Regions from separate parts of the Homo sapiens genome. Here region 1 is linked to region 2. A link is an interaction called in ENCODE POLR2A ChIA-PET data of the cell type or tissue named here. Cell type or tissue: A673. All regions are shown on one strand. Links, peaks and the distances in the headings refer to the core of each region. The heading gives the core; the rest is flanking DNA.

Region 1 (14,822 bases), core at 1-8,000, 92 kb before region 2:
TTTTGCCCAGGGTGGAGTGGCATGATCTCAGCTCACTGGCAACCTCTGCCTCCCAGGTTCAAGCGACTCTCCTGCCTCAGCCTCCCGAGTAGCTGGGACTATAGGCGTGTGCCACCACGCCTGGCTAATTTTTGTATTTTTAGTAGAGACGGGTTTCACCATGTTGGCCAGGCTGGTCTCAAATGCCTGGGATTACAGGCGTGAGCCACCGTGCCCAGCCTTTTTTTTTTTTTTCTTTAAGTAAAGATGGGGGTCTTGCTGTGTTGCCCAGGCTGGTCTCAAACTCTTGGCCTCTGGTGATCCTGAGACCTCAGCCTCCCAAAGTGCTGGGATCACATGTGTGAGCCACCGTGCCTGGCCTGATGGCTTCTTTGAAGCTCATAAAGAGGAGAAGTGACCTAGTCAGGCAACTTAAAGTGGGCTGCCTGGCAGAGGTGATGAGTGTTGAGATCTGAATGGTGAGGATGTCAGATGGAGGAGTCTGGGGAGGGCACCCCAGGCAGAGGGCACTGAATATGCAAATCCCTTCATATGCATATCCCACTGACACATATTTCACTGGATTACATATCCCACTGATTCAGGAACTTCGCGGTGTGTTCAAGGAATAGTGAGATGGTCAGGTTTTTTTGTTGGTTTGTTTGCTTTTTTTTTTTTTTTTTTTTTGAGACAGGGTCTTGCTCTGTCGCCCAGGCTGGAGTGCGGTGGCGTGATTGTGGCTCACTGCAACCTCCGCCTTCCAGGTTCAAGCAATTCTCCTGCCTCAGCCTCCCAAGTAGCTGGGATTACAGGCATGTGCCACCACGCCCGACCTTTTTTTTTTTTTTTTTTTTTTTTGACAAGGCCTCTCCCTTTCACCCAGGCTGGACTGCAGTGGCTCGATCATGGCTCACTGTAGCTTCCATCTTCTGGGCTCAAGTGATCCTCCCACCTCAGCCTCCTGAATAGCTAGGACTACAGGCATGCGCCACCACGCCCAGCTAATTTTTAAATTTCTTTTAGAGATGGGTTCTCACTATGTTGCCCAAGCTGGTTTTAAGCTTTTGGGCTCAGGCAATCTTCCTGCCTTGGCTTCCCAAGGTGCTGGGATTACAGGTGTGAGCTACTATGCCTGGCCCTTTTTTTGGGGGGGGGTTGGGGTGGGGTCTCACTCTGTCACCCAGGCTGGAATGCAGTGGTACAATCATGGCTCACTGTAATCTTCAACCTCCTGGGCTCAGTTGATCCTTCCACCTCGGCCTCCTGAATAGCTAGGACCACAACCACCATGCCCGGCTAATTTTTAAATTTTTTTCATGGAGACAGGATCTTGCTATGTTGCCCAGGTTGGTCTCAAACTCCTGACCTCAAGTGATCTGTCCGCCTCAGCCTCCCAAAGTGTTGGGATTACAGGCGAGAGCCACCGCGCCCGGCCAGAGGTGGTCAGAGTGGCTGGAGCAGAGGAAAGGAGGAGAAAGAGGAGGGAGACCATTGGAGAAGGGATGGATGGAGGGGTCTGATAGGCAGAGGTTCGTCTGAGATTCTTCGGGGAGCCTGACGTGGCGGGGACCGACCAGCAGAGGGCGCGTCGCGCTAAGTGAGGCGGTCCCCAGCAATCCTCCCATCAGCGCTCCCGGTGCCCCACCCTCAGCGGATCTAGGCCTTCCGCATTCACCTGGTGGCATGTGAATGGTTAACTTCCCCTGACTGGGGTGGAAACTGAGTCTCGAAGAGAATCAGGATCTTTTCTGGAATCAGAAAAAGATCTCCACCTCCAGTGGTTGAATATACAAACTCTGATTTCAGTGGACACAGAGCCTGGGAGGCATCCGCGGCAGAGAGAGGGCACGAAAAGGGCCTAAGGAGGCCCGCAGAGTTTCTGACCACCCAACTGAAGGAGACCTCAGGGCCGGGCGCGGTGGCTCACGCCTGTAATCCCAGCACTTTGGGAGGCCAAGGTGGGTGGATCACCTGAGGTCAGGAGACCAGCCTGGCCAACGTAGTGAAACCCCGTCTCTACTAAAAATACAAAAATTAGCCGGGCGTGCTGGTGCATATCTGTAATCCTAGCTATTCGGGAGGCTGAGGCAGGAGAATCATTTGAACCTGGGAGGCGGAGGTTGCAGTGAGCCAAGATGGCGCCACTACACTCTAGCCTGGGAAACAGAGTGAGACTCCATCTCACATTAAAAAAAAAAAAAAAAGAAAAAGATCTCCACCTCCAGTGGTTGAAGATAGAAACTCTCTGGTTTCAGGGGACACAGAGCCTGGGAGACATCCCGGGCAGACAGAGGGCATGACAAGGGCCAAAGGAGGCCACCAGAGTTTCCCAACCACCCAACTAGAGGAGACCCAGGCCTGATTTTATTTACAGGGTTCCTGGCAGTATGTCACTATTTGTTCATTTCCTTGCTTGTTCAACCAAATCAACAAATTGGGGCTGGAGGGGCGGTGGCCAGAGTGGAAAGGGTCACACCATGAGCTGAGTCCACAGATGTTACTATTGGCCCCATCAGGAAACCAAACCGATGCCCAGAGAAGAAAAGCAATAATGTAGATCTGGGCGTGAGGGGTGGGCTTGAAGTGGGGAGGGTCCTGAAGGCTCCCAGGAGGGGTGAGCTGGGCCTGTGCCTGGGTGGGATTGGAGATGCTCTTTGGACAGGATGCTGGGGCCCCGCCTGCCTTCCCTGGGGCCCTGGCACACAGCTGGCCTGAGGTCCTTGGCTACAATCCTTTTTTTCCAAGAAGGGTGAGGTGGTTTGTGGGAAGCAGCCATGGGGGTTATTTATAGAGGCTGCAGGAAATCCCCAAAGAGTCTGAGACTCGCCAGGCGGTTGGACCTCAGGGTCAGGAAGGGGGCCTGATCGGCCAATTGCTCGACCCCCACCCCCTGTATTCAGCCCCCACCCGGTTCCTGAGGAGTCACCAGCCTGGGACAGTCAGAGCTTTAGGGTCAGAGCTGGAAAGAGGGAGGGATGAGGCTGGGAGAGAGGTTTCCAAAAGGGGAAGCAAGGGCTATATCTGGGACTTCAAGAAAGGCTGCCTGGAGGAGGGGGTCTCTGGAGCTGGGCTTCAGAGGTAGAAGGGTTCGTTAGACATGAAAAAGACTTTCTAATCCAAGGGCACAGCACAAATTAATGAATGTTGAGTCTTTTACAAAGAATTAAAAAGTCCAGGATAGGAGGAGGCAAAAGGGGAGTCACAGATGTGCTAAGGAGTTAGACTTTGTTCTAAGGGTAATAGGGAGCCATGGAGAGTGTGTGAGCAGGAGAGGGACTTGGACAGAGTCTGTAATGGAAAGACTCCTCTGGACCAGCACAGGAGCCATACCAGAGGCAGCAGCTGAGGTGCAAGTGTACAGGGGCTGAGCCAGGGCCAGGTCACTGGGATCGGTTAGAGGGATGATGGCTCCTGGAATGCTCTGGAAGGCAAAACAGACAAAGGACCAGAGGCCTGTGCCCATGTGTCTGGAGAGTTTAGAATTATTACTATTATTATTTTAGAGACAGGGTCTTGCTCTGTCGCCCCGGCTGGAGTACAGTGGTGCAATCCTAGCTCACTGCAGCCTCCAACTCCTGGACTCAAGTGATTCTCCTGCCTCAGCCCCCCAGGTAGCTGGGACTAAAGGTACGCACCACCATGCCCAGCTAATTTTTAAATTTTTGCTAGACATAGGGTCTTGCTAAATTTCTCAGGCTGGTCTCAAACTCCTGGACTCAAGCGATCCTCCTATCTCGATCCCCCAAAGCGCTGAGATAATAGCCATGAGCCACCGTGCCCAGCCCTAATACAACTTTATTTATAAAAACAATGCCTGACCTTAGAGTTATTATTATTACACCCAATGCTTGGATGAGAAAATGGAGGCTAGGATTGACTGAGCCAAGATTCAAACCCAGGGATGTTTGGCTCTGAAATCCTAAATCAGGTCTTCTGGGATGGTTAGGACTGGCTGGCATCAATGTCTCCCCCTAAGGACTCTGGGCTGTCTGGCAGTAGGCTTAGGGGCAGGGATGTCCCCGCTTCCTTGGGGCCTCCAGCTCAGCCCGTCTGGGCGGTCTGGCCAGGCTGACCCCCCTACTCTGTCTTGGCAGAGCCCCAGCTGAGCGCTTCCTGCGGTGACCATCTCTCGCCCTTGTTTCCGTATCCCGGAAATATCGTTCCTTTGTCCCTCCAGACTAGCCTGCCCTAAGCGTGGCGCTGCCAGCTCCCAGGTCCTTGTGACTCATCCGTCCCAGTCCAGGACCCCAGGGGATGGGCTGGGAGGGAATTGAGGGATTGAGAGGATGGGAGGTGTTGGGGGAGGAGACAAGCTGAGATCCTAGCCAGTGATTTCTTTCTTTCTTTCTTTCTTTCTTTCTTTCTTTCTTTCTCTCTCTCTCTCTCTCTCTCTCTCTCTCTCTCTCTCTCTCTCTCTCTCTCTCTCTCTCTCTCTCTCTTTCTTTCTTTCTTTCTTTTTTTTGAGATGCAGTCTCGCTCTGTCGCCCAGGCTGGAGTGCAGTGGCGCGATCTCGGCTCACTGCAACCTCTGCCTCTTGGGTTCAAGCGATTCTCCTGCTTCAGCCTCCTAAGTAGCTGGGACTACAGGCATGCACCATCACGCCTGGCCAATTTTTTTGTATTTTTAGCAGAGATGGGATTTCACCACGTTGGTCAGACTGGTCTCGAACTCCTGATCTCAAATGATCTGCCCGCCTCAGCCTCCCGAAGTGCTGGGATTACAGGCATGAGCAACCATGCCCGGCCCTAGACAGCGATTTTAAGGCTGTTTTTCCTGATGGCCATTGGCTTTATGTCCTGAAGTTTTTACTTGTTAGAGATAAAGCCCCAGGGATGGGGTTACAGAGTCAAAGTTTTGTGCATTCATTCATTTGAGACAGGGTCTTGCTCTGTCACCCAAGTTGATGCATAGTGGTGGAATCAGAGCCCACTGCAGCCTTCAGCTCCTGAGCTCAAGCAATTCTCCCACCTCAGCCTCCCAAGTAGCTGGCACTACAAGAACGCACCATCACACCTGGTTTTCTTTAAATTTTTTGTAGAGACGAGGTCTCGCTATGTTGCCCAGGCTGACCTCGAATTCTGGCGCTCAAGCGATCCTCCTACCTAGGGCTCTCAAAGTGCTGAGATTACAGGAATGTGCCATTGCACCCAGCCTGATTTTATTACGTTTCACTAAACTAGTTTCTGGAAGGGCTATTACAGGACTTGAATTTCTACCAGTCTTGTAGGAAAAGGACCTTTTTTCTACACCTTTACTTGCAGTAGGTGTTGGGTGTTATGACCTTGAAAAGACATTTTCCCAGTCTGCTGGGTGCAATGTGATTTCCCTGTGTTCTTTCGATTTGCTTTTCCCTGACTACTGGCTAATTTAGTGATAGCAGTGAGCCAAAGTGTCTTTAAACTGGACACTGGTACCTTTTCTGGAGAATTCTTTGCAAACCTAGAACTTTCTTTCTCTTTTTTCTTTCTTTTTTTTTTTTTTTTTTTGAGACAGGGTCTTGCTTTGTTGCCCAGGCTGGAGTGCGGTGGCGTGATCTCGGCTCACTGCAACCTCCGCCTCCTAGGGTTCAAGAGGTCCTCGTGCCTCAGCCTCCCGAGTAGCTGGGATTACAGACGCACACCACTACGCCTGGCTTTGTGTTTTTTTGTAGAGATGGGGTTTTGCCATGTTGGCCAAGTTGGTCTTAAACTCCTGGCCTCAGGTGATCCACTCACCTCAGCCTCCCAAAGTGCTGGGATTATAGGGACTACAGGCGTGTGCCACCATGCCTGGCTAATTTTTAAAATCTTTTGTAAAGACAAGTTCTCACTATATTGCCACAACTGGTCTTGAAATCCTGGGCTCAAGCAATTCTCTCACCTCTGCCTCCAGATTAGCTGGGTCCACAGGTGCACATCACCATGCTTGGATAATTTTTAAGGTTTTTGTAGAGACAGTGTCTTGCTATGTTGCCCAGGCTGTTCTTGAACTCCTGAGCTCAAGCGATCCTCCAGCCTCAGCCTCCCAAAATGCTGGGATTACAGATGTGAGACATCTTTCTTGGCCTGCTGTTTAAAGGAAACACTAAATTTAACAGCATTGCCGTCATGATGCTGTGCCTTGTAGCCACTGCATTAAACCCTCTTTGGCTATGACTCTGCTATTTCCCTTTGTGTATAGAGATGCCTGTGCCTTGGGGGCTGCTGGTGTCCCCCAACGTTTGTTCCAGGTTGAAGGGTCTTGTGGCCTGGAGGAGTTGGGGAGGAGGTTCCCTGGCTTTCATCTTCTTTCCAGTCTTTTCTCCTTCATAGCCATGTGGTACTTTTGTTGTTGTTGTTGTTGTTGTGTTGTGTTTTGTTTTGTTTTTTGCTCTGTTGCCCAGGCTAGGGTGCAGTGGCTCGATCTTGGCTCACTGCAGCCTCCACCTCCCGGGTTCAAGAGATTCTCCTCCTTCAGCCTCCCGAGTAGCTGGGATTACAGGCGTGCATCACCACGCCCAGCTAATTTTTGTATTTTAAGTAGAGATGTGGTTTCACCATGTTGGCTAGGCTGGTCTCGAACTCCTGACCTCAAGTGATCCTCCCGCCTTGGCCTCCCAAAGTGTTGGGATTACAGGCGTGAGCCAGCATGCCCAGAAACCATGTGGTACCTTTAAAAGCAGAAATCACGCTTCTGGAGTCTTTGAAGGATTTACTAATATTTATTAAGTGCCACCAACATTTCAACGGGCCACAGGCAGGGCTGGGAGTTGGGGGAGAAGGAGTGGCTCCCCTCCCGACAACAGGTGACCCTCACCCCCGGCTCAGGGCCCCGAGGGGGTCCTGGAAACACTCACGCTCAAGGAGCGGAGGTGAATGGCTTCCTGTTCTCACCTCCGGGTCCAGGCACTGGGGGTGAGGAAGTGGCTGGGAGGCCAGGAGGCTGGAGGAGGGGAGGTGCTGGGGCCCAGGGCTGTGCGGGAGGGGATGGGATCCTGTGGGTACCTTGGCCCGTGTGCCAGGGTCGGGGGAACGTGACACTAGGTGAGAATTGGGTAGAAAGTGTGTGTGAAAGGGCATGCGTGCATGTGATGTTGGTGCCATATCTATAGGTGTCGTTGTCATGGTGTGTGTTGTCACTGTGTCTGTGTGTGACATCATCACCGTCTGTGTGATGCCATCGCCGCGTCTGTGTGACATTAATATGTGTGACGTCGACATGGCCCGTGACGTCGTTGCTGCATCTCGGTGTGACGTCATGCCAAGTTCCCCATGTCTGTGTGCGACGTGCTGCATCTGCACGACGCCATCGCTATATCTCTTCGTGACGTCTACATGGCCACGTGACGCCATCACCACGGTGATATGTGACGTCAGCGCCGTTGCTTGCGTGACGTCATCTCCGCGGCCGTGTGCTCTGGGTGAGGGATCGTGAGGCGCGGGTGCGGGTGTGAGAGGGTACTAGGGGTTTGCATGCAGGGAGTTGTCTGATGGTGGCCCTGGGTGGTTGGGGGCGGCGGGAGGGGGTTGTGTCGGGCGCTGTGAGCATATCCCTGCATCCTCCGCAAACCGCCGAGTCGGGCCATCCCTTGGTCCTCAGGCCTGGAGCCTCCTCAGCCACTAGGGCAGGAAGGGGATGGTAACACAACAGAGTGTCAGACAGAGGGAAGGGCAAACCTCGCCGGGCCCTGGAGGCTCGTCCTCAGCGGGGACACAACATCCTGGGGACCCCGGCCCTGCCTCCTACCACCCTGGGCCCCTACTTCTTCCTCAGAACCCCAGGGCTCCTTCGGGTTCAGCCTCTCCATGAGACGCTCATGTGTTGAACCTCCCCAGGATGGTGAATGGTGAGACTGAGGTGTGTTCTTCCCCATTATACAGATGAAGAGACTGAGATTCAGAGTGGCCACACTTCACGAGCCCCAAGCCTCTGCTACAGCTTGTTTGACTCTCCCCAGTGCCTCCCAACATTCTGGGGATACTGAGAATTTACCCCAAAGCCTCTGCTCCCCCAGACCCCTACACTGGTTCCCAAGGCAAGGCTTCGGTCTCCCTCTTTTGCCTGCTCCTGCTCACATGTCCTCCATGGCTCCCCAGTGCCCTCAGGAGAAAGTCCAAACCTTACAACGTGGCATTCAGGGCTCCACCCCTCTGCCCCTGCCAGGCCTCCCCATCAGGGACTCCTGCTGTGCCAAAGACCCAACAATTCCAAGAGCCATCACACTGCTTCCGCACCCTCCGGCCCCACCGCCTTTGCACGATCGGAGTTGTCTTGCTATCTGGGATGCCCTCCCCCTCCTGGGCCTGGCAGAGGTTCCTGCGAGGGGTCAGGGGTTGGCTTAGAGCCTGTTTCCTGCTGGGGGAGGAGGGGGCTGTGGCTAAGTCCCGCTTCCGCTGGTCCTCTCCCTTCCTTCCCCGGCTCTTCCCTGGGGCCCGAGTGGCCTCACGTTCCTTGGTTGGCTCTGGGCCCTGGCCCTGGCCCCAGACTCCATCCTCAACCAGCATTTACCCAGCTCTTGTCCCTGCTGCCAGCCTGCAAGGCTCCATCTTTGCTTGAACTGGGTCAATGCACATCCCTCTGTCCTGGTCCCCAGCTCTTTGTCCCGTAGTCTGTTCCCCAACAGTGACCAGAGGAACTTGTGGATGCTTGAACTGGGTCATGCACATCCCCCGTCTGCTCAGGTCCTCACAGCAGCCACAGGCAGGGCTTGATCAGCTCCCATCACTTCCCTGCCCTCACCTCCTCCTCCCGTTCCCCTCCATCACTCCACTCCAGCCACACCGGCCTCTTCCCTCAAACACACAAGGCACGGTCCCACCTTGGGGCCTTTGCCCTGGCTGTGTCCTCTGTCTGGTGCACCCTTCCTGGGATCCCCCCATGGCTCCTCCCTCACCTCCTCTGGGTCTCTGCTTCAATATCACCTCCTCGGTGTAGCCTGCCCTGTCTCTGGTAGAAAGTTCCAACCTTCTTACGCTTCCTGCCCCTTTCTCTGTCTCGCCCATCACCAAAGGACCCTTGAGTGACCCGTTCATCTAATTTATTATCCATCTCTCCCACTAGACTGTGAGCCCCATGAGGGCAGCGGGTTTCTGTGCCTTGTTCCCAGCACCCAGCACCATGCCCGGTTACCAGCAGCTGCTCAATAAATACGGCTCGAATGGACACACGAATCATCAGAGGCGTTAACAGTGAACTTGAACAACATTAACCACGTGTCCAGCTCAGAGCCAGGGCTGGACTCCCATCTTAAGCCCATACGGCCGGGCGCGGTGGCTCATGCCTGTAATCCCAGCACTTTGGGAGGCCGAGGTGGAGGGATCATTTGAGGCTAGGAGTTCAAAACCAGCCTGGCCAATGTGGTGAAAACTCATTTCTACTATAAATACAAAAGTTAGCCGGGCCTGGTGATGCATGTCTGTAATCCCAGCTACTTGGGAGGCTGAGGCATGAGAATTGCTTGAACCCAGGAGGTGGGAGTTGCAGTGAGCCAAGATCACACCACTGCACTGCAGCCTGGGCAACACAGCAAGACTCTCTCAAAAAATAAAAAAGATTAAGAAAATAATGCCAGGCGCAGTGGCTCATACCTGTAATCCTAGCACTTTGGGAGACGGAGGTGGGCGGATCACCTGAGGTCAGGAGTTTAAGACCAGCCTGGCCAACATGGCGAAACGCCGTCTCTACTAAAAATACAAAAATTAGCCGGGTGTGGTGGTGCATGCCTTTAATCCCAGCTACTCGGGAGGCTGAAGTAGGAGAATCACTTGAACCTGGGAGGCAGAGGTTACAGTGAGCCGAGATGGCACCATTGCACTCCAGCCTGGAAAACAGAGCGAGACTCTGTCTCAAAAAAAAAAAAAAAAAAAGGGCCGGGCGCTGTGACTCACACCTGTAATCCCAGCACTTTGGGAGGCCGAGGCAGGCGGATCACGAGATGAGGAGATCGAGACCATCCTGGCTAACACAGTGAAACCCCGCCTCTACTAAAAATACAAAAAATTAACCGGGCGTGGTGGTGGCCACCTGTAGTCCCAGCTACTCAGGAGGCTGAGGCAGGAGAATGGCGTGAACCCGGGAGGCAGAGCTTGCAGTGAGCCGAGATCGTGCCACTGCACTCCAGCCTGGGTGACAGAGCAAGACTCCGTCTCAAAAAAAAAAAAAAATTAAAATTAAAAATAAAAATAAAATCTTGGCCAGGTGTGGTGGCCCAGCCTGTAATCCTCGCACTTTAGGAGGCTGAGGCGGGCAGATCACCTGAGATCAGGAGTTCAAGACCAGCCTAGTAAACATGGTGAAACGCCATCTCTACTAAAAATACAAAAAAAATCACCCAGGCTGGTGGCGGGCACCTGTAATCCCAGCTACTCGGGAGGCTGAGGCAGGAGAATTGCTTGAACCTGGGAGGTGGAGGTTGCAGTGAGCTGAGATCACACCAGTGTACTCCAGCGTGGGTGGCAGAGTGAGACTCCATCTCAAAATAATAATAATAATAATAATAATAATAATAATAATAAAATAAATAATAAAATCTTTTTTAAAAAAAGCTCTTCCCATTGCAATTTTTGCCATATTCAGCCACATAGCTCCTGGACCAAGATTTACTTAATATTTGCCATTTAAAAAACGTTTTAGAGGCAGGGTCTTCCTCTGTCACCCAGGTTGGAGTGCAGTGGCGTGATCATAGCTCACTGCAGCCTTGAACTCCTCGGCTCAAGCAGTCCTCCTGCCTCAGCCTCCCAAGTAGCTGGGACTACAGGTGCATGCCATCATGCCTGGTTAATTTTTTTTTTTTTTTTTGAGACAGTGTCTCGCTCTGTAGCCCAGGCTGGAGTGCAGTGGTGCAATCTCAGCTCACTGCAACCTCCACCTCCCAGGTCCTGGTTCAAGCAATTCTCCTGCCTTAGCCTCCCGAGTAGCTGGGATTACAGGCACACTCCACCATGTCCAGTTAATTTTTTGTATTTTTAGTAGAGACAGGGTATCACCATGTTGGCCATGCTGGTCTTGAACTCTTAACCTCATGATCTGCCCGCCTCAGCCTCCCAAAGTTCTGGGATTACAGGTGTGAGCCAACATACCCAGCCATTACTGTCTTTATATCGTTTTTAAAGAAACTTACATTGATTTCCAAAGACACTCAGTCTCTACTTCTTTTTTTGTTTGTTTTTGTTTTTGCTCTGCCTCATGTGATCTGCAGGAAGGGACACTCAGTCTCATCAAGTAAAGGAAAGCTGGCGCACACATCACCAACAGAAAATGACTTTAAAATTTTCCATAGGCCGGGCACCATGGCTCATGCCTGTAATCCCAGAACTTTGGGAGGCCAAGGCGGGCGGACTGCCTGAGGTCAGGAGTTCGAGACCAGCCTGGCTAATGTGGTGAAACCCTGTCTCTACTAAAAAATACAAAAAATAACCGGGCATGCTGGCACGTGCCTGTAATCCCAGCTACTCGGGAGGCTGAGGCATGAGAATCGCTTGAACCCGGGAGACAGAGGTTTCAGTGAGCAGAGATTGCGCCACTGCACTCCAGCCCAGCGACAGAGTGAGACTCCATCTAAAAAGAAAAAGAAAGATTTTTTTTCCATAAGAGCAAGACCTCACGCCGAAGCCCAGCTGATGTGGGGCCCTGCGTCGGCCATCGATTTGGGAACACGGGAGATGCGCAAGTGTCTGGAAGCCGTTAGAGCAAGTTAATACCAGCTAAGGCTTTGTCTATTTTATTTTTTTAAACTAAACACTATATTAATGAGAATTTTATTTTTTCTCTCTTAGAGACGAGGACTTGCTATGTTGCCCAGGCTGGACTTGAACTCCTAGACTCAAGCAATTCATCCTCCTCAGCCTCCCAAAGTGCTGGGATTACAGGCGTGAGCCACTTTGTCCCACTAAACTGAGATTTTATCAAGGCTTAGAAGGAATAAGAGTGGGTCGGGTGTGATGGCTCACGCCTGTAATCCCAGCACTGTGGGAGGCTGAGGTGGGTGGATCACCTGAGGTCGGGAGTTCGAGACCAGCCTGACCAACATGGTGAAACCCCGTCTCTACTAAAAAAACAAAATTAGCCGGGCGTGATGGCGCATGCCTGTAATCCCAGCTGCTTGGGAGGCTGAGGCAGGAGAATCACTTGAACCCAGGAGGTGGAGGTTGCGGTGAGCTGAGATCGGGCCATTGCACTCCAGCCTGGGCAACGAGAGAGAAACTCCGTCTCAAAAACAAAAAAACAAAAGAAGAAGAAGTAAGAGTGGAGGCCGGAGGGGGTGGCTTATACCTCTAATCCCAGCACTTTGGGAGGCCAAGGAGGGCGGATCACTTGAGGCCAGGAGTTTGAGACCAGCATGGCCAACATGGTGAAACCCCAAAATTTTTACAAATTTTGTAGAAAAAGATACAAAAATTAGCCAGGTGTGGTGGTACACTCCTGTAATCCCAGCTACTCAGGAGGCTGAGGCAGGACAATTGCTTAACCCAGGAGACGGAGGTTGCAGTGAGCTGTGATTGCGCCACTGCACTCCTGCCTAGGAGACAGAGTGAGAGTCCATCTCAAAAAAAAGAAAAAGGAGTGGAAAAGGAAAAATCAACTCTCCCGATGCATGAGGTGGGTGATTTAATGCTGAGTCTTGTCCCAGCACCTCATTAGGTGCATCTAAAATTCTAGTGACTCAGCTACTTGGGAGGCCGAGGCAGGAAGATCACTTGAGGCCAGGAGTTCAAATCCAGCCTGGGCAACATAGCAAGACCCCTGTCTCTACAAAAAAATAACAATTTAGCTAGGCATGGTGGAGTGTACCTGTAGGCTCAACCACTGGGGAGGCTGAGGCAGGAAGATTGTTTGAGCCCAGGAGTTCGAGGCTGCAGTGAGCTATGATCGTGCCACTGCACTCCAGCCTGGGTGACAGAGCAAGACCCTGTCTCGAAAAAAATAATGATTAAAAAAATAAAATTCCAGTGACTCTCCCCAAGTTGCCCAGTTAACCCAGAGCAGACAGCCCCAGCCCACTTGCCCCCGGCCTCTCTCAGGGGAAGGCGAGTCAAGGGCAGAAGCCAGCAGGCCAGAAGCCCTTCCTGCGACCGTGAGGAGAGAAGCAGGCAAGGTCCAGGCTTAAGTACACATTGTTTTCTCGGCAGGTGGACGTCATTTCGGGGTAAACAATGTCAAGAGCTTCCCTGGTTCTCAGCCGAGGCCCTGACAGTCCTGGGCTGGGAGCCCGGGCCTGGCCCTGATTCTCCACTGTGTGACCCCAGGCTGCTCACTTCCCTGGGGCCTCAGTTTCCTCCTCTGAGAAGTGGGGATAATAATAGAACCTCCTTCCTTGCCATGAGGGCTTTCGGCCAAGATGGAGAGAGGAAAATTGTGTTTGCTTGGAGCGGGGAATCTCCTCCTCACCTTTTTGTTTCCCTCCCTGTGGGCTGCTCAGGGCTGAGAACTTTCTCCCAGACAGAGCCATCTAGAGCAAAGGGGTTGAGAGACAGCTTGGCGAGGGAGTGAGCTCCCTGTTGGAGAGGGTATGCAAGAAGGAAAAAAAAAAAAAAGAAGAAGAGGTGGAAATGGAGCTGGACATGATGCATCCTGGGGAGTTGGCGGCAAAGCTTTCGGAAATCTACTTGGCCAGAAATCCCATATTAGCCCTCTGAGGCTGCAACAGACCCAGAATGACAATAGCTCCGTGGCAAAATGGTCATAGGCACAGTGGTTGGGGTCAAAGGGATCTGACTTAAAGTTCTGGTGCCTTCCTGAGCCTCGGGTCCTAAACTGCAAACAGCAATGCCAGGCCCTGACTCCTCCGTCAGTGGTGTAGCAGGACCCCAGAGAGAGCACAGGCTATTCTTGGGGCGGTGGCCTGAGTCACCATCCCTGTGACGCACAGGCCACCCTCTGAGAAGTGACTGACTCTGGGAGGAGGCAGGGGGCACAGGCAGCAAGCCATGACCTGAGCGTGTGCCAGGAGCCCTTGCTGCTTCCTACAGAGGCCCCTAGTCCCTTGCTCCGGTCATTTTTGGATGGCACCTTGCAATTAGCAAAGCATTTCCAGGCCCTTGACTTCAGAGACTATCTTTTTTTTTTTTCCAAGACAGGATCTCACTCTGTCTCCCAGGCTGGAGTGCAGGGATGCGATCTTGGCTCTCTGCAGCCTCCACCTCCTGGACTCGGGCGATCTTCCCACCTCAGGCTCCTGAGTAGCTCGGACTACAGGTGCGCACCACCACACCTGGGTAATTTTTGTATTTTTTGTACAGAGGGGGTTTTGCTATGTTGCCCAGACTGGTCTTGAACTCCTGGGCTCAAGCAATCCTCTCACCTCGGCCTCCCAAAGTGCTGGGATTACAGGTGTGAGCCACAGTGCCTAGCTGAGACTCTTTTTTATTTATTATTTTTATTTTTATTTTTTGTTGCCCAGGCTGGAGTGTAGTGGCTCAATCTTGGCTCACTGCAACCTCCACCTCCCGGGTTCAAGTGATTCTCCTGCCTCAGCCTCCGGAGTAGCTGGGATTACAGGTGCCCACCACCACACCCGGCTAATTTTTGTATTTTTTTTTTTTTTTTAGTAGAGACAGGGTTTCACCATGTTGGCCAAGCTAGTTTTGAACTCCTGAGCTCAAGTGATCCGCCCGCTTCAGCCTCCCAAAGTGCTGGGATTACAGGCGTGAGCCACTGCAACCAGCCTCTCTTTTTTTGAGACAGAGTCTTGCTCTGTTCCCAGGCTGGAGTGCAATGGTGTCATCTCGGCTCACTGCAACCTCTGCCTCCCGGGTTCAAGTGATTCTCCTGCCTCAGTCTCCCAAGCAGCTGGGACTACAGGCGCATACCACCACGCCCAGCTACTTTTTGTATTTTTAGTAGAGATGGGGTTTCACCATGTTGGCCAGATGGTCTTGATCTCTTG
Region 2 (15,650 bases), core at 4,211-12,210:
GTAGCTGGGACCACAGGTGTGCACCACCATGCCTGGCTAATTTTTAATTTTTTTGTAGAGCTGGAGTCTCCCTATGTTGCCCAGGCTGGTCTTGAACTCCTGGCCTCAGGTGATCCTCTTGCAAGAGAACATCTTTGACAGATACTGTCCACACCCTAGAACATACCAGAATGCTGACAGAGCTTGTGTTTGCGAGGCCTGTGGAATTAATGGAGACATTTCTACCCTTTTCGACTGGGGCCTTGTGCCTATGGCTTGTTGGGTAGGGGAGATCACCTCCGTTTGTAAAGAACGAAACTGAGTTTGCATTACTGTTCCTTAAGGCAGGTCTGCCCAGCTCCCGGAACACTCTGAAAGCCGCACGCCAAACCCATATCAGGTGCCTGGAGTCTGGAGGTTTTGGCTGCAGCCCCAGGACCAGCCTTGCCCTGCGCCTCACCTGATTCTGGCTGAGATAGGAAGATGCTCGGTAACTCAGCTCCCCTTCCAGGCAGTGCAGACGAGGGGGCGGTTTTCAGCCGGGCCTCCCAAGTTGGAACCTTATCATTTCCAAGGTTCAAGTTTGAGGTATCAGGAGGAAGAGCAGGGACCAGCCTAGGGTGAGGTTGCTGAGGTGCCCAGGGTGCAATTTTTTATTTATTTTTATTTATTTATTTTTTGAGACGGAGTCTCGCTTTGTGCCCAGGCTGGAGAGGAGTGGTGCGGTCTTGGCTCACTGCAACCTCCGCCTCCCTGGCTTAAGTGATTCTCCTGCCTCAGCGTCCCGAGTAGCTGGGATTACAGGCACCCACCACCATGTCCAGCTAATTTTCTGTATTTTTTTTTTTTTTTTTGTGGGGGACGGAGTCTTGCTCTGTAGCCCAGACTGGAGGGCAGTGGCACAATCTCAGCTCACTGCAGCCTCCACCTCCTGGGTCCCGGTTCAAGCGATTCTCCCGCTTCAGCCTCCCAAGTAGCTGGGATTACTGGCATGCGTCACCATGCCCATCTAATTTTTGTATTTTTAGTAGAGACAGGGTTTCACCAAGTTGGCCAGGCTGGTCTTGAACTCCTGACCTCGTGATCTGCCCACCGTGGCCTCCCAAAGTGCTGGGATTACAGGCATGAGCCACTGCGCCGGCCTTGCTTTATTTTTGTGTGTGTGGGAGGGAGCATGGTGGCACACCCCTGTAATCCCAGCTACTGGGTGGCTGTGGTAGAATTGTTTGAGCCTGGGAGTTCGAGACCAGCCTGGGCAATATAGCAAAACACCATCTCTACAAAAATAAAAAATACAAAGATTAACCAGGTGTGGTGGTGCATGCCTGCAGTCCCAGCTACTCTGGATGCTGAGTCAGGAGGATCACTTGAGCCCAGGAGTTTGAGGCTGCAATGAGCTATGATCACAACACTGCATTCCAGCCTGGGTGATAGAGCAAACCCCTCTCTTTAAAAAAAAAAAAAAAATTAAAAATGTGTTGAGGTGAAAAATCACATTAACATAAAATTAACCATTTAGAAGTATACAATTCAGGCCAGGCGTGGTGGCTCACGCCTGTAGCACTTTGAGGGGCCAAGGTGGATGGATCATTTGAGGTCAGGAGTTCGAGACCAGCTGGCCAACATGGTAAATCACCATCTCTACTAAAAATGTAAAAACTATCCAGGCATGATGGCCCTTGCCTGTAGTCCCAGCTACTTGGGAGGCTGAGGCAGGAGAATCACTTAAAACAGGGAGGCGGAGGTTGCAGTGAGCCAAGATCGCGCCACTGCACTCCAGCCTAGGCGACAGAGTGAGACTCTGTCTCAAAAGCAAACAAACAAAAAATGTAAAAACTAGCCGGGCATGGTGGCCCTTTCCTGTAGTCCCAGTTACTTGGGAGGCTGAGGCAGGAAAATCGCTTGAACCCGGGAGACGGAGGTGGCAATGAGCCAAGATTGGGCCATTGCACTGCAGCCTGGGCCACAAGAGCAAAACTCCATCTCAAAAAAATTTTAAAAAGGCCAGGAGCAGTGGCTCACACCTGTAATTCCAGCACTTTGGGAGGCCGAGGCAGGGGATCACTTGAGGTCAGGAGTTCGAGACCAGCCTGGCCAACATGGTGAACCCGTCTCTACTAAACATATAAAAATTAGCCAGGCATGGTGGTGGGTGCCTGTAATCCCAGCTACTCAGGAGGCTGAGGCCGGAGAATCGCTTGAACTTGGGAGACGGAGGTTGCAGTGAGCCGAGATTGTGCCACTGCACTCCAGCCTGGGAGACAGAGCAAGACTCTGTCTCAAACCAAAACCAAAACCAAACAAAACTAACTGGTGGAGCATGCGTCCCAGCCTGGGGACTACAAGGGGCATGGCCTGGCTCTCACTTTTGCCCTTCCTTCCCCCGACCCAAGTCCCACCCATGGGCCTGGGCTTGGCCACGCAGCACAATTGAACATTGAGTAACACACAGATAGTGAATATCAGAGTTTACTTGTGGGTTGTGCAAGACAGGAGACCTTTGGAGACCCCTCTGTTATTTCCTTGAGCCCCAGAAACTACCCATGCCTACACCCCAAAAGCAGCAGCAGCATGAGAACGATTAACACACATTGAGGACCTATTGTGTGGGGGTCCCCGGAATGCCTCACATGAAGTCATGTGTCTTGTCAGAGCCCTTGGAGACAGGGCCACTTCGTGTCCCCATATTACAGATGAGGAAACTGAGGCACAAAGCAGCTAAGCCCTCAGCCATGGGTCCACAGCCAGGAACCTGGGTCCAGCTCTCCAGCCGTGCCCCTGGCCCTGGGCTGCTCCAAGCTTGGCACACATGGATTTGAAATGTTCACAGCCCGAGGGGGTGCAGTGGATTTTGCAGAGTCTGAGACTTGCACATCAGCAGCATGGAGATTATGGGGTTCAGGTGAGAATCCTGGCTCTGGTGCTCAGTCCTGGCCGTGGGCCCCCTGGTGAGTCACTGCCTCTCTTGGGGCCTCCGTTTCCTCATCTGTGAAATGGATGGAGACACTTAGAGAATCACTGCCTAAGCCCCCCGCTCCCCTTATGCCTGTAACAGAATCTCATCCATCTGGACAGCCACATTTCCCAGCCTCCCCTGCAGCAAGGTATGGCCATTTCGCTCTGTTCTGGCCAGTGGGATATAAAAAGAAGGGTTTCGAGGCTTCCTGGGAAGACTTCCAGGAGACACCTAGCCAGCGCTGGCCTCTGACTTTCCCTCAGAATGAGGAGGTGAAGGCTGGAGCTCTGGCAATTATTTTGTGCCACGAGGCAACCTTGAGGACAAAAGCCAAGGATGCAATAAAATGAGAGAAAAATCAAGTCCTACTGCTACTGCAGCTGAACCCGAACCTATCTCTATGGTATCCTTTTCTTACACCAGGTCTCTATTCCTCATCCCTGGGCTCACACCAGTGTGGAGTCCTTCCCCATGCTCCCTGGTCTGTGGCCCAGCATTCGACGCATCTCGTGCGTAACCCCGTCCCAGTGCCCCAGGCCAGCCGACAGTGTCCGGTGCATTCTGGATGCAGGCAGGCTGCTCTCCCAGCCTCCCTCCAGGGCTGCAGGTGCTGTGGCAGTGGCCATGGACCCAAAGGGGTCCCCAGGCTCTGGACAGGTTGAATAGGGGGTCCGACGATGGATACCCTGCTGAGGCTGAGCTCTGGGGCTGGCCTTGGAGACTTCGGCAGGGCGGGCGAGGTCGTCTTCAAAGGATGGCGGGGACAACTCATGGAGCCCACGGCGGGCAGCCCGGGCAGCCCGGAGGAGAGTGTGGGTCAGCACAGCCACCAGAACCAGGGTGCCCGAGCCGAGGATGGAAGCAGCTGCTGCGCCTGTCTCGATCTCGAAAAGTAGCAAGGCATAGATGGACAGTGCTAGGGAAGGAAACGACTCTCATTTATTCAGTCAACAAACATTTGCCCTCCAAGCCCTCAGGGAGTTCTTGCACACAGGGAGAAATTACGAAAAGCCCTGCCACATGACAGGCACATAGAATAGGCATTTAATCCTCCCACATCCCACTCGTGCATCATCATCACATCCATTTTACAGAGAAGAAAGCTGGGGCCCAGAGAGGTTAGGGGACTCCTCAAAGCCACACAGCCAGGAAGTGACAGAGGTGGGATTTTAACCCAGGCTGGTGGGCTCCAGAGTCTGTGCTCTGAAGCACAGTGCTGCCTCCGAAGGAGACAACAGAAAGAGACTAATTTCAGCAGCTGTGGGCCAGGGCTTCCCTGAGGAGGAGCTATTTGAGCTGAGACCCTGGGGAAGAAGCAGCAGTTTTTGGGAGAGCTGAGGAGGATGACAGCTGCAGGGACATGGCAAGTGCAGAGGTCCTGAGGTGGAAACACCCAAGAGTGTCCGAGGCTCAGAAAAAAGCAAAACGGGTTCTGGCCGGGCTCAGTGGCTCACGCCTATAATCCTAACACTTTGGGAGGCTGAGGCAGGTGGATCACTTGAGGTCAGGAGTTTGAAACCAGCCTGTGCAACATGGTAAAACCCTGTCTCTACAAAAAATACAAAAATTAGCTGGGCATCGTGGCGGGCGCCTGTAATCCCAGCTCCTCAGGAGGCTGAAGCAGGAGAATTGCTTGAGCCTGGGAGATGGAGGCTGCAGTGAGCCGAGATCGCACCACTGCACTCCAGCCTGGGTGACAGAGTGAGACTCAGTCTGAACAAAAAGAAAAGAAAAAAGAAAAATGGGTTGTGTAGCTGGAGCAGAAAGGTGGAGAGGTGGGGGAGAGATGGAGGAGTTAAGGAAGGAGTGGATGTTGGGGACCAGATGAGGGTGGGGGCCACAGAAAGGGGTGTGGGTCTTCTCCTTCTTCTCCTTCTTCTTCTTTTTCTTCTTGTTCTTGTTCTTGTTCTTCTTTTTTTTTTTTTGAGACAGGGTCTTGCTCTGTCACCCAGGTTGGAAGGCAGTGGCTCGGCTACAGCTCACTGCTGCCTCAACCTCCCCAGGCTCAGGTGATTCTCCCACCTCAGCCTCCTGAGTAGGTGGGACTACAGGTGCATGCCACCATGCCTGGCTAATTTTTTTTTTTTTTTTTTTTGAGACAGAATCTTGCTCTGTCACCCAGGCTGGAGCACAGTGGTGTGACCTCTGTTCACTGCAACCTCTGCTTCCCGGGTTCAAGCGATTCTCATGCCTCAGCCTCCCAAGTAGCTGGGATTATAGGCACCCACCACCACGCCAGCTAATTTTTGTATTTTTAGTAGAGACAGGGTTTCACTATGTTGGCCAGGCTGGTCTTGAACTCCTGACCTCAGGTGATCCGCCCACCTTGGCCTTCCAAACTGCTGGGATTACAGGCATGAGCCACTGGGCCCAGCCTGATTTTTGTATTTTTAGTAGAAACGGGGTTTCGCCTTGTTGCCCAGGCTGGTCTCCAATTCCTGAGCGCAAGTGGTCCTCTAGCCTTGGCCTGCCAAGAGGGCTGGGATTACAGGCGTGAGCCACTGTGTCCTACCGGGTTTTCTTCTAAGAGCAATGAGTAGGGGGATTTTGGAGCTGGGGAGGAACAGGACCTACCTGCTCTATCTTTTTTTTTTTTTTTTTTTGAGACTGAGTTTTGCTCTTGTTGCCGAGGCTGGAGTGCAGTGGCACAATCTCAGCTCACTGCAACCTCTGCCTCTCGGGTTCAAGCAATTCTCCTGCCTCAGCCTCTTGAGTAGCTGGGATTATAGGCATGCACCACCATGCCTGGCTAATTTTGTATTTTTAGTAGAGACAGGGGTTTCACCATGTTGGTCAGGCTGGTCTCGAACTCCTGACCTCAGGTGATCCACCTGCCTCGGCCTCCCAAAGTGCTGGGATTACAGGCATTAGCCACTGCGCCCGACACCTGCTCTATCTCTTAAGAAGCCTCCCTTGCCGGGCACGGTGGCTCACACCTGTAATCCCAGCACTTTGGGAGGCCGACGTGGGCGGATCACAAGGTCAGGAGATCGAGACCATCCTGGCTAACACGGTGAAACCTCATCTCTGCTAAAAATACAAAAAATTAGCCGATCGTGGTGGCGGGCGCCTGCAGTCCCAGCTATTCAGGAGGCTGAGGCAGGAGAATGGCGTGAACCTGGGAGGCGGAGCTTGCAGCGAGCCGAGATCACGCCACTGCACTCCAGCCTGGGTGACAGAGCGAGACTCCATCTCAAAAAAAAAAAAAAAGCCTCCCTGTTGGTGGAATACCCATATGAGGGAATATGATGCAGCATGTAAGGAATGAGGCACCGCTCCATTCTACAATGTGGATGAACCAGGAAAACATCGTTCTGAGTGAGAGAAGCCAGATGCAAATAGCCACAGAGTGTGAGGTGTCATTGATCTGAAATGTCCAGAACAGGCAAATCCTGGCCGGGCGCAGTGGCTCATGCTTGTAATCCCAGCACTTTGGGAGGCCGAGGTGGGTGGATCACCTGAAGTCAGGTGTTGGAGACCAGCCTGGCCAACATGGTGAAACCCTGTCTCTACCAAAAATATAAAAAGTAGCCAGGTGTGGTGGCACGTGCCTGTAATCCCAGCTACTTGGGAGGCTGAGGCAGGAGAATCGCTTGAATCTGGGAGGTGGAGATTGCAGTGAGCCGAGATCGCGCCGCTACCCTCTACCCTGGGCAACAGAGCAAGACGCTGTCTCGAGAAAAAAGAAAAAAAAAAAAATACAAGCAAATCCATAGAGACAGACAGTAGATTAGTGGCTTCCAGGGATGAGGAAGGGGCAATGGGGAGTGATTGCTAATGGAGACAGGGTTTCCTGTTGGGTGATGAAAATATTCTGGAACCAGATAGTAGCGATCGTTGCCTAAGACCGTGAATGTGCTCAATCCCACTGAACTGTTCACTTTAAAGTGGGTAACGGCTGGGCGAGGTGGCTCACACCTGTAATCCCAGCACTTTTGGAAGCCGAGGTGAGAGGTTGCTTGAGGCCAGGAGTTCGACGCCAGCTCAGGTGACATAGGGAGACCAGTCCCTACAAAAAATAAGAAACTATCGAGGAATGGCAGTGCTTGCCTACGGTCCCAGCTAGCTGCGGGGCTGAGGCAGAAGAATTGCTTGAGCCTAGGACATGGAGGCTGCAGTGAGCTATGATCACACCACTGCACTCCAGCCTGGGTGACACAGCGAGACCCTGTCTCAAAAAATGGAAATAAAATACACTGGTTAAAATGGTATTTTTTTTTTTTTTTTTTTTTTGAGATGGAATCTCGCTCTGTCACCCAGGCTGGAGTGCAGTGGCGCAATCTCGGCTCACTGCAAGCTCTGCCTCCCGGGTTCACGCCATTCTCCTGCCTCAGCCTCCCGAGTAGCTGGGACTACAGCCGCCCGCCACCACACCCGGCTAATTTTTGTATTTTTAGTAGAGATGGGGTTTCACCTTGTTAGCCAGGATGGTCTCGATCTCCTGACCTCGTGATCTGCCCGCCTCGGTCTCCCAAAGTGCTGGGATTACAGGCGTGAGCCACCGCGTCCGGCCTAAAATGGTAATGTTTTTGTTATGTGTACTTTGCCACAGTGAAACTGCAACTTAACTGGGTATGGTGGTGTACACCTGTAGTCCCAGCTACATGGATTGGGAGACTGAGGCAGGAGGATTGCTTGAGCCAGGAGTTCAAGTCCAGCCTGGGCTACATAGCAAGACCCTGTCTCTAAACAAACAAAACCAGAAACACCCCCAGCAACTCAGCTCTCAGGGTCCTGCATCTCTGTCTGTCTCTGCCTGGGGTGGGGGTGAGGGTCAAGGTGGAGGAGCCAGCCTCTGCTCTCTACTCTCTGGTGCCCACAGGTTTGCCACGCCCCAGGCTTGGGGGGCATTGAGAGATTCACAACCCCTCTCTGGCCTCAGTTAGCCAATGTGAATAAGAAGGGACCTTGAGGGACCGGGCGTGGTGGCTCACGCCAGTAACCCCAGCACTTTGGGAGGCCGAAGTGGGCGGATCACTTGAGGCCAGGAGTTTGAGACCAGCCTGGCCAACATGATGAAACCCCGTCTCTGCTAAAAATACAAAAATTAGCTGGGCGTGCTGGTGGGCTCCTGTAATCCCAGGTACTTGGGAGGCTGAGGGAGGAGAATCGCTTGAATCTGGGAGGTGGTGGTTGCAGTGAGCTGGGATCACTCTACTGCACTTCAGCCTGGGCAACAGAGCAAGACTCCATCTCAGAGAAAAAAAAAAAAAAAAAAGAAGGGACTTTGAGGACCTGAGCTAGCTAGCCCTCCATCAGCCTCTCCAGCATACAGTTGGCACCATTCTTAGTGGTGGTGCATCGTAGGACGTTTAGCAGCTTTTACCCACTAGATGTCAGTAGCATCCCACCCTCAACTCTGTGGCGACCACCAAAAATGTCTCCAGGCAGTGACAAAAGTTCCTCTGAGGCCAGAATCAGTCTCAGTGGAGAATCCCTGGTTTGGTCCCTATCTCTACACTGCAGAGTGGATTTGGGATCACTAAGCCACTTTGGCATCAATGATGTCCTCATTGGACCAAGCTCAGCCAATCAGAGCATTAATTGCTTCCCCTGATGTTAGTGATTGGTGGAGGAATATTACATGGCCCAAGCTCAGCCTATCAGAGTCAGCCCTGAGACTTTAGCCTGGGCTACTGGGACAGATAGATTTTCCTGCAGCGTCTAGGGTATTGGTAGGAGAGGGGCCCAGAACACATGGGGGACTTTTTTTTTTGGCACTTTCCAGGCTGTTTATACGCGTTCTCTGGCTCTGTACTATTGCTTTGGAAGATATCACACTGCATGATGTCCCACATGTGAAAGCAAGGCCAAGGACTTTTTTTTTTTTTTTGGCTGGAAACATTTTGAAAGGGATTTTGTAATTATTCTTTTAGTTCTAGCTAGCGATGAATGGATGATTGGTTGGATGTGCTTGGGAATTCTTGCTGAATGAGGTCACCTAGCCTCAAAAACAATCTAAATGGGAGGTGAATGAATTCTCAATTTTACGCTTAGTGAGGCTGACATAATGTTACCTTTTTTTTCCTTTTGTAATTGTTCTTGTATTTTAGAATGAGGATATCTTATTCCCTAGGTCTTTAATATTTCTGTTGGCCTGTGCAAAGACTCAAGGCTCCAGGCATCGTGTCAAAAGTGCTTACAGATAGAGGCATCTTTCTCAGAGAGAAGCCCATTCAGGGAACAGCAGATGAACAGGTGAAGTGACAAGCATTTCTGTTTCTTTTTTCTTTTATTATTATTATTATTATCAACAACATCATTTTTGAGACAGAGTCTCACTCTGTCACCCAGGCTGTGCAATGGCACAATCTCGGCTCACTGCAACCTCCGCCCCCTGGGTTCAAGCGATCCTCCTGCCTTCAGCCTCCTGAGTAGCTGGGTCTACAGGCATGAACCACCATGCCTGGCTAATTTCTTTCTTTTCTTTCTTTTTTTTTTTTTTTTAGATGGCATCTCACTCTGTCGCCCAGGCTGGAGTGCAGTGGCATGATCTTGGCTCAGTGCAACCTCTGCCTCCCAGGTTCAAACAATTCTCCTGCCTCAGCCTCTGGAGTAGCTGGGATTACAGGGGTATGCCACAATGTTTGGCTAATTTTTGTATACTTAGTAGAGATGGAGTTTCACCATGTTGCCCAGGCTGGTCTCAAACTCCACCTCAAGTGATCCACTCGCCTCGGCCTCCCAAAGTGCTGGGATTACAGGTGTGAGCAACCACACCCGGCTGAGAGGCATTTCTGATAACCTAATTTGAGTGCCTGGATCCAGCCACACCTGAAGCCAACTTCCCCTGACAATTTCAGATGCACAAGTCATCCATCCCTTCTCCTTTTTTTAAAAAAAAAACTACTTCTGGAGCATTTCATTAAGTCAAACAACAAAAGTTATGCAGTGTTCCGTGCACTTCACATATATAAATTCCCACAGTGAGCCTTAGGCTCACATCTCATTAAAAATATTTTGAGGGCCTGGCGTGGTGGCTCAGGGCCGGGCGTGGTGGCTCACGCCTGTAATCCCAGCACTTTGGGAGGCCGAGGTTGGTGGATCACCTGAGGTCAGGAGATCGTAGACCATCCTGGCTAACACGGTGAAACCCCGTCTCTACTAAAAATACAAAAAATTAGCTGGGCGTGGTGGTGGGCACCTGTAGTCCCAGCTACTCAGGAGGCTGAGGAAGAAGAGTGGCATGAACCCAGGAGGCGGAGCTTGCAGTGAGCCGAGATCACACCACTGCACTCCAGCCTGGGCGACAGAGCGAGACTCCGCATCAAAAAAAATTTTTTTAATATATCTTTTTAAACATTTATTTATTTATTTATTTATTTATTTATTGAGATGAAGTTTCAGTCTGTCACCCAGGCTGGAGTGCAGTTGCACGATCTTGGCTCTCTGAAACCTCCACCTCTCAGGTTCAAGTGATTCTCCCACCTCAGTCTCCCGAGTAGCTGGGATTACAGGCAGCTGCCACCAGGCCCAGCTAATTTTTTTGAATTTTTAATGGTGGGGTGGGGGGGCGGTTTCAGCATATTGGCCAGGCTGGTCTTGAACTCCTACCCTCAAGTGATTCACCCACTTTGGCCTCCCAAAGTGCTGGGATTATAGGCATGAGCCACCGCGCCCGGCCTAAATATCTTTTTAAATTTCTATTTTCTGTGGTGGGACTATGAAAAAAAAACAGTAATAGCAAATCCTGTTTTTCATTCAGTAGGATATTTTTTCTTCCTGTAAAACAGATTGTTTACAGGGCTGGCAGGGACTTATATATGATTCAGCATTGAGTCCGCAGCATCATCAACACATTTGTTTCAAGATTAAAACCAAATATAAGGCGTTAGGAGTCTCTTGAAAGACACTTAATGATTTCATTCCTTTACCAGCCCGGATGGATGAAAGAAAGTTGATTGAAGAAAAGTTATTACAAATCAGGAAGGAAGGACAGTGTGATGCGTTCCAGCATCTGGGGTATCCTTTTTTTTTTTTTTCTCAAGCCATTTTTGAGCTGGAGATTGATATTTGTAACCAAAACAGCTTTCACTCATTCCAACCTGTAAAATGCTATCTTTTTTTTTTTTTTTTTTTTTTTTTTTGAGACGGGGTTTTGCCCTTGTTGCCCAGGCTGGAGTGCAGTGGCACGATCTTGGCTCACTGCAACCTCTGCCCCCTGGTTCAAGTGATTCCCCTGCCTCAGCCTCCTGAGTGGCTGATATTATAGGCGCCCACCACCATGCCCGGCTAATTTTTTTGTATTTTTAGTAGAGATGGGGTTTCACCATGTTGGCCAGGCTGGTATCAAACTCCTGACCTCAGGTGATCCACCAGCCTCGGCCCCTCAAAGTGCTGGGATTACAGGCGTGAGCCACTGCGCCTGGCCAAAATGCTATCTTTAGACACCACGCAGGCCATGAAAATTTTTGTTCAAACAAATTATAAAACTGATGAATCAGAAGTGTTCTGATGACAGCTAGCATTTGTGGAGTCCCTGCTGGAGTCAGATGCCATCCACGGGCTTTTTTTTTTTTTTTTTTTTAATGAGATAGGGTCTCGCTGTATCACCCAGGCTGGAGTGCAGTGCAGTGGGGTGATCATGGCTCACTGCAGCCTCAACCTTCGGGCTCAAGTGATCCTCCCACCTTAGCCTCCCGAGGAGCTGGGACTACAGGTGTGTACCACCACACCAAGTCTATATATAGATATATAATATATAAATATAAATATATTATATAAATATATATTAATATAAACATATAAATATAAATATATATTTATATATTTAATAAATATATATTATATATATATATAGTTTTTTTTTTTTTTGTAGAGATGGGGTTTTGTTATGTTGCCCAGGCTGGTCTCAAACTCCTGGCCTCAAGCAATCCTCCTACCTCAGTCTCCCATATTGCTGGGATTACAGATGTGAGCTACTATGCCTGGTCCTATGGGCTTTCATGAGGATTAAATCTCAGAATCTCCTCAAGTGATTCTGTGAGGTAATGACAGTTATTCCCATTGTACTGATGAGGAAATCAAGGCACAGAGAGACTTTGCCCAAGGCACCAAAGCAAAGAAGTGTCAGAGCCTGGAGTTGAACTCAAGGAGGCTGTCTGCAGAGTTGATCCCAGTTAGGGGACCATTGCTGCTCTCTACCCAGCCCAGGGTCCCATGCCCCACGTTCTATTCCAGCACACACCTGCTAAATAGACGGAGATCCCACAGCAGAAAAGGCCAAGGGCCACATGTCTGAGGAGGCGGCAGTCGTAGAGAAACCAGTCAGACCTGGAATGAAGGGGAGCAGGAAGATAAAGGGTTCAGGAAGTGGAGCTGGTGGGGGGAGGTCAGTGAGGACAGGGAGGGAGAGCCGCTTAAATGAGACAAGGACCCAGCTTTCAGGGACCCAAAATCTATGTGAGTACCTAACCATCATCCATCTACTTGCCCACCCATTTACATCCATTTACTTATCCACTCTCCATCTATCCATCAATTCATCCATCAGCTCATGTATCCATCAGCCCATCCATCCATCTATCCACCCATTTATCCATTCATCCATTCATCCATTTATCCACCCATTCACCCATTTGTCCACTCATCCATCCATCCACCCATCCATCCATATGCCCATTCATCCATCCACCCACTTACCCATCCATCCATCCATCCATTTATCCATTCATCCATTCATCCACCCATTCATCCATCTGTCCACTTATCCATCCACCCATCCATCCATCCATACTTCCACTCATCCATCCATCCACTTATCCATCCATCCATTCACTTATCCATCCATCAAACCAGTCATCCATCCACTCATTCATTCATCCATCCACTTATCAATTCATTCATCCATCCACTTATCCATCCATCGGCCCCACCCATTCATCCATCCATACAATCATTTAGATATCCACCATCCACTATCTGATATCTATCCATTTATCTATGCTCCATCCATCCACACATCCATTTTTCCAAGTCAGTGTCCACCATCCATTTACCATTCATATTCATTGATTATTTGACCAGCACTCATATACAGCCTTCCATCCATTTAACCATGTGCTATTCATCCATCCATCCATTCATTTAAACACCCTCTGCTATCCTATCTATCCATCCCTCACCCACCCATCCACTGGTCATCCATCTTCCATTCACTATCCATCCACCCCTCATCCATCCATCCATCCATCTATCCATCCATCCATTCATCCTTCCTTACTTCGATCCATCCACCATCCATTCTCTTTCCCCTATAACCCATCTATATGCATGAGTCCACTCAAACACTCAACACTCAGGATGCAGCTACTATGTGCAGATACTTGCTACACACCTGGCTTCCATTATTTTACAGACTACAAGCTTCTTTGAGAGATGAGGAAACTGAGTTTCACATGCTGTTATTGATGATACAAACCGCGACCCCAAGAGGTGAGACTGATTGAGGAGGAAGTGGAGGCTATAAGAGCTTCCATCCTCACTCAGCTCCCACCAGTATAATGAAAGTGGACGCCTTCCCCATCTTCCTGTCGCCTTCCCTCCTGTCCCCTTTTCAGCACAGTGGCTAGAGGTGGTCATTCAAAACCTAAATCAGATCACCTTCCTCCTTACTCACAACCCTCCTTAGCAGAAGAAATCCCAAAGTCCTATCTCCTCTCTATCCCATCTCTCTGTTTCCTTTCCTTCTCAGCACTCATTACCATCTGCTATTATTATTATTATTAGAGATGAGGTCTCACTATGTTGCCCAAACTAGAGTGCAGTGGTTATTCATAAGCATGATCATGGCTCACTGCAGCCTTGACCTCCTGGGCTCAAGGGATCCTCTTGCCTCAGCCTCTTAAGTGTATGGGACTACAGGCATGCACCACCACACCTAGCTAATTATTATTTTTTCTTTTTGTAGAGGCAAGGTCTTGCTATATTACCCAGGCTGGTCTCAAATTCCTGGCCTCCCAGCACTTTGGGAGGCCAAGGTGGGTGGGTCATTTGAGGTCAGGAGTTCAAGACCAGCCTGGCCAACATGGTGAAACCCCGCCTCTACTAAAAATACAAAAATTAGCTGGGTATGGTGGTGGGCACCTGTAATCCCAGCTACTCGGGAGGCTAAGGTGGGAGAATCGCTTGAACCCAAGAGGTGGAGGCTGCAGTGAACCGAGATAGCGCCACTGCACTCCAGCCTGGGTGACAGAGCAAGACTCTGTCTCAAAAAAAAAAAAAGAAAAAAAAATTCCTGGCCTCAAATGATCCTCCTGCCTCTGCCTCCCAAAGGGCTGGGATTGCAGGTGTGAACCACCATGCCTTGTCCTTGTTATGTTTCCTTATTTTCTGTGACCCCATGAGAGCAGGTCTGGGTCCACTTGGTCCCCGCTGTCTCTGATGCCCTGAGCCAGATCCATTCCCCTGCAGGCAGGCACCCAACAGATGTTTGCTGACCCGTGGGACCCATGCATTTCATTGTCCCTTGGGTGGAAGGTGCATGGTCTGGATAGGATCTACCTCAATGGTGGGAGTTCTCATCTGCTCAATTTCACAGAATTCTGGACTAGAATTTGGGCTCCTCTCCCCCGACATTCTGGAGAGAAACACTACCATGTGGGACAGCGGAGTCCTCAGCTCAAGGAGGGTTCCTCCTTCCACAACCACTGCCCCTGATAGGGGTCCCTCAATGACCACATCCCTGACTGAGTTCAGGTCCCTGAGGAAGGAACTCAATTTCAGACCAGGACACAGGCTCTGGCTGGCTCTACCCAGAACCAAGTTCAAGTCCAGCACTGTCCCGCCTCCCACCCACTTCCAAGCCAGACAGCCTGAGAGCTCAGCCTCCCCTGTTTGAGATCCAGGCAAGCTGATCCTGGACCCTCTTTGAGCCTCAGTTTCCTCATCTGCAAAATGCGAGACACAGCAGTGGTTGCACCTGCTGCAAAATTGAACAAATATAGAATGGAGGGAGGGAAGGAGGGAGGAGGAGAGGAAAGGAGGGAGGCAGAGAGACATGGAGTGGTGGGGAGAGGGAAGTGGGGAGGGAAGCTGTCCCCCCAGCCTGAGGCCAAAAGAGGGGAAGAGGCTCAACCAGGCTCACCCAGCCCCCAGCCGGGCCTCCGAGGCGGTGAGGCCAGTCCTCCTACCTCCTGGGGCCAGGCCCCCGCGCCAGCTCGGCGCCCAGGTGGCCACAGAGCGCGGCGAGCAGCAAGCAGGTGAACCCCAGCACGAGCACCAGCGCGGCCAGCGCGGCGGCCAGCGGCAGCAGCGTCCCGGCCGCGTCCTCTGGCAGCCCGGGGCCGGCGCCCAGCTCCTGGCCCAGCCCCTCGGCGCGCAGCCCCCGCAGCTCGGCGCGGCCCGCCTGCAGCTGAAACAGCAGCTGCGCGCCCAGCGCCGCCAGCACGGCCGCCGCGATGCCCAGCAGGGTCATTGCAGCCAGCACCCGGCCGCCGTAAGAACGGGCCATGGCGGGGGTTCCTGCGGGCCGGGGGAAGAGTTGAGGAATTGAAGTGGTTTTAGAGGGCAGGGGAGTTGGGGGGAATCCGAGGGTCCTCAGGGGGTCCCCGAGGGGGCGGGGCCGCAGGGAGTGTCTGAAAGTTCGGGGACTGGGCTGGGGGTCGCCAGACGGACGGGGGCTCCGGGGTGCTGGTCGCAGCCGGGACGCCGAATCTCCGCGAAAACTTGGGACAAAGTCTTTTCTCCTCCCTCCCGGGGCCCCGCGGGCGCCCCC

What was found. ChIA-PET counts read pairs that join two places held together with the same protein. Peaks named below come from ENCODE experiments on the same cell type or tissue, not always from the same donor. Only the 100,000 strongest peaks of a DNase experiment are listed, where the experiment ranks them.
Region 1: POLR2A ChIA-PET joins it to region 2 with 6 read pairs; 4 of 35 experiments call an interaction of 5 or more read pairs at or near these places.

Annotation. Positions count from the first base shown.
Region 1 is chr19:17,344,812-17,359,633 of GRCh38, forward strand. It overlaps PLVAP (plasmalemma vesicle associated protein), which reads right to left. Exons shown (of 6, transcript NM_031310.3): 6 at 6,644-7,557. The coding sequence ends at 7,551. Among named protein-coding and RNA genes, the nearest start is that of GTPBP3, 15 kb to the left of the region's middle. RefSeq lists enhancers at 1,280-2,241, 4,023-4,527. In A673, for the core only: a CTCF peak has its summit at 1,540 (motif pointing right); DNase peaks (open chromatin) are centred at 1,590 and 4,200.
Region 2 is chr19:17,433,077-17,448,726 of GRCh38, forward strand. It overlaps TMEM221 (transmembrane protein 221), which reads right to left and starts at 15,592. Exons shown (of 3, transcript NM_001190844.2): 1 at 15,067-15,592; 2 at 12,123-12,208; 3 at 2,433-3,851. The coding sequence starts at 15,386. The coding sequence ends at 3,382. RefSeq lists silencers at 8,244-8,293, 15,606-15,650. In A673, for the core only: a CTCF peak has its summit at 8,259 (motif pointing right); a DNase peak (open chromatin) is centred at 8,385.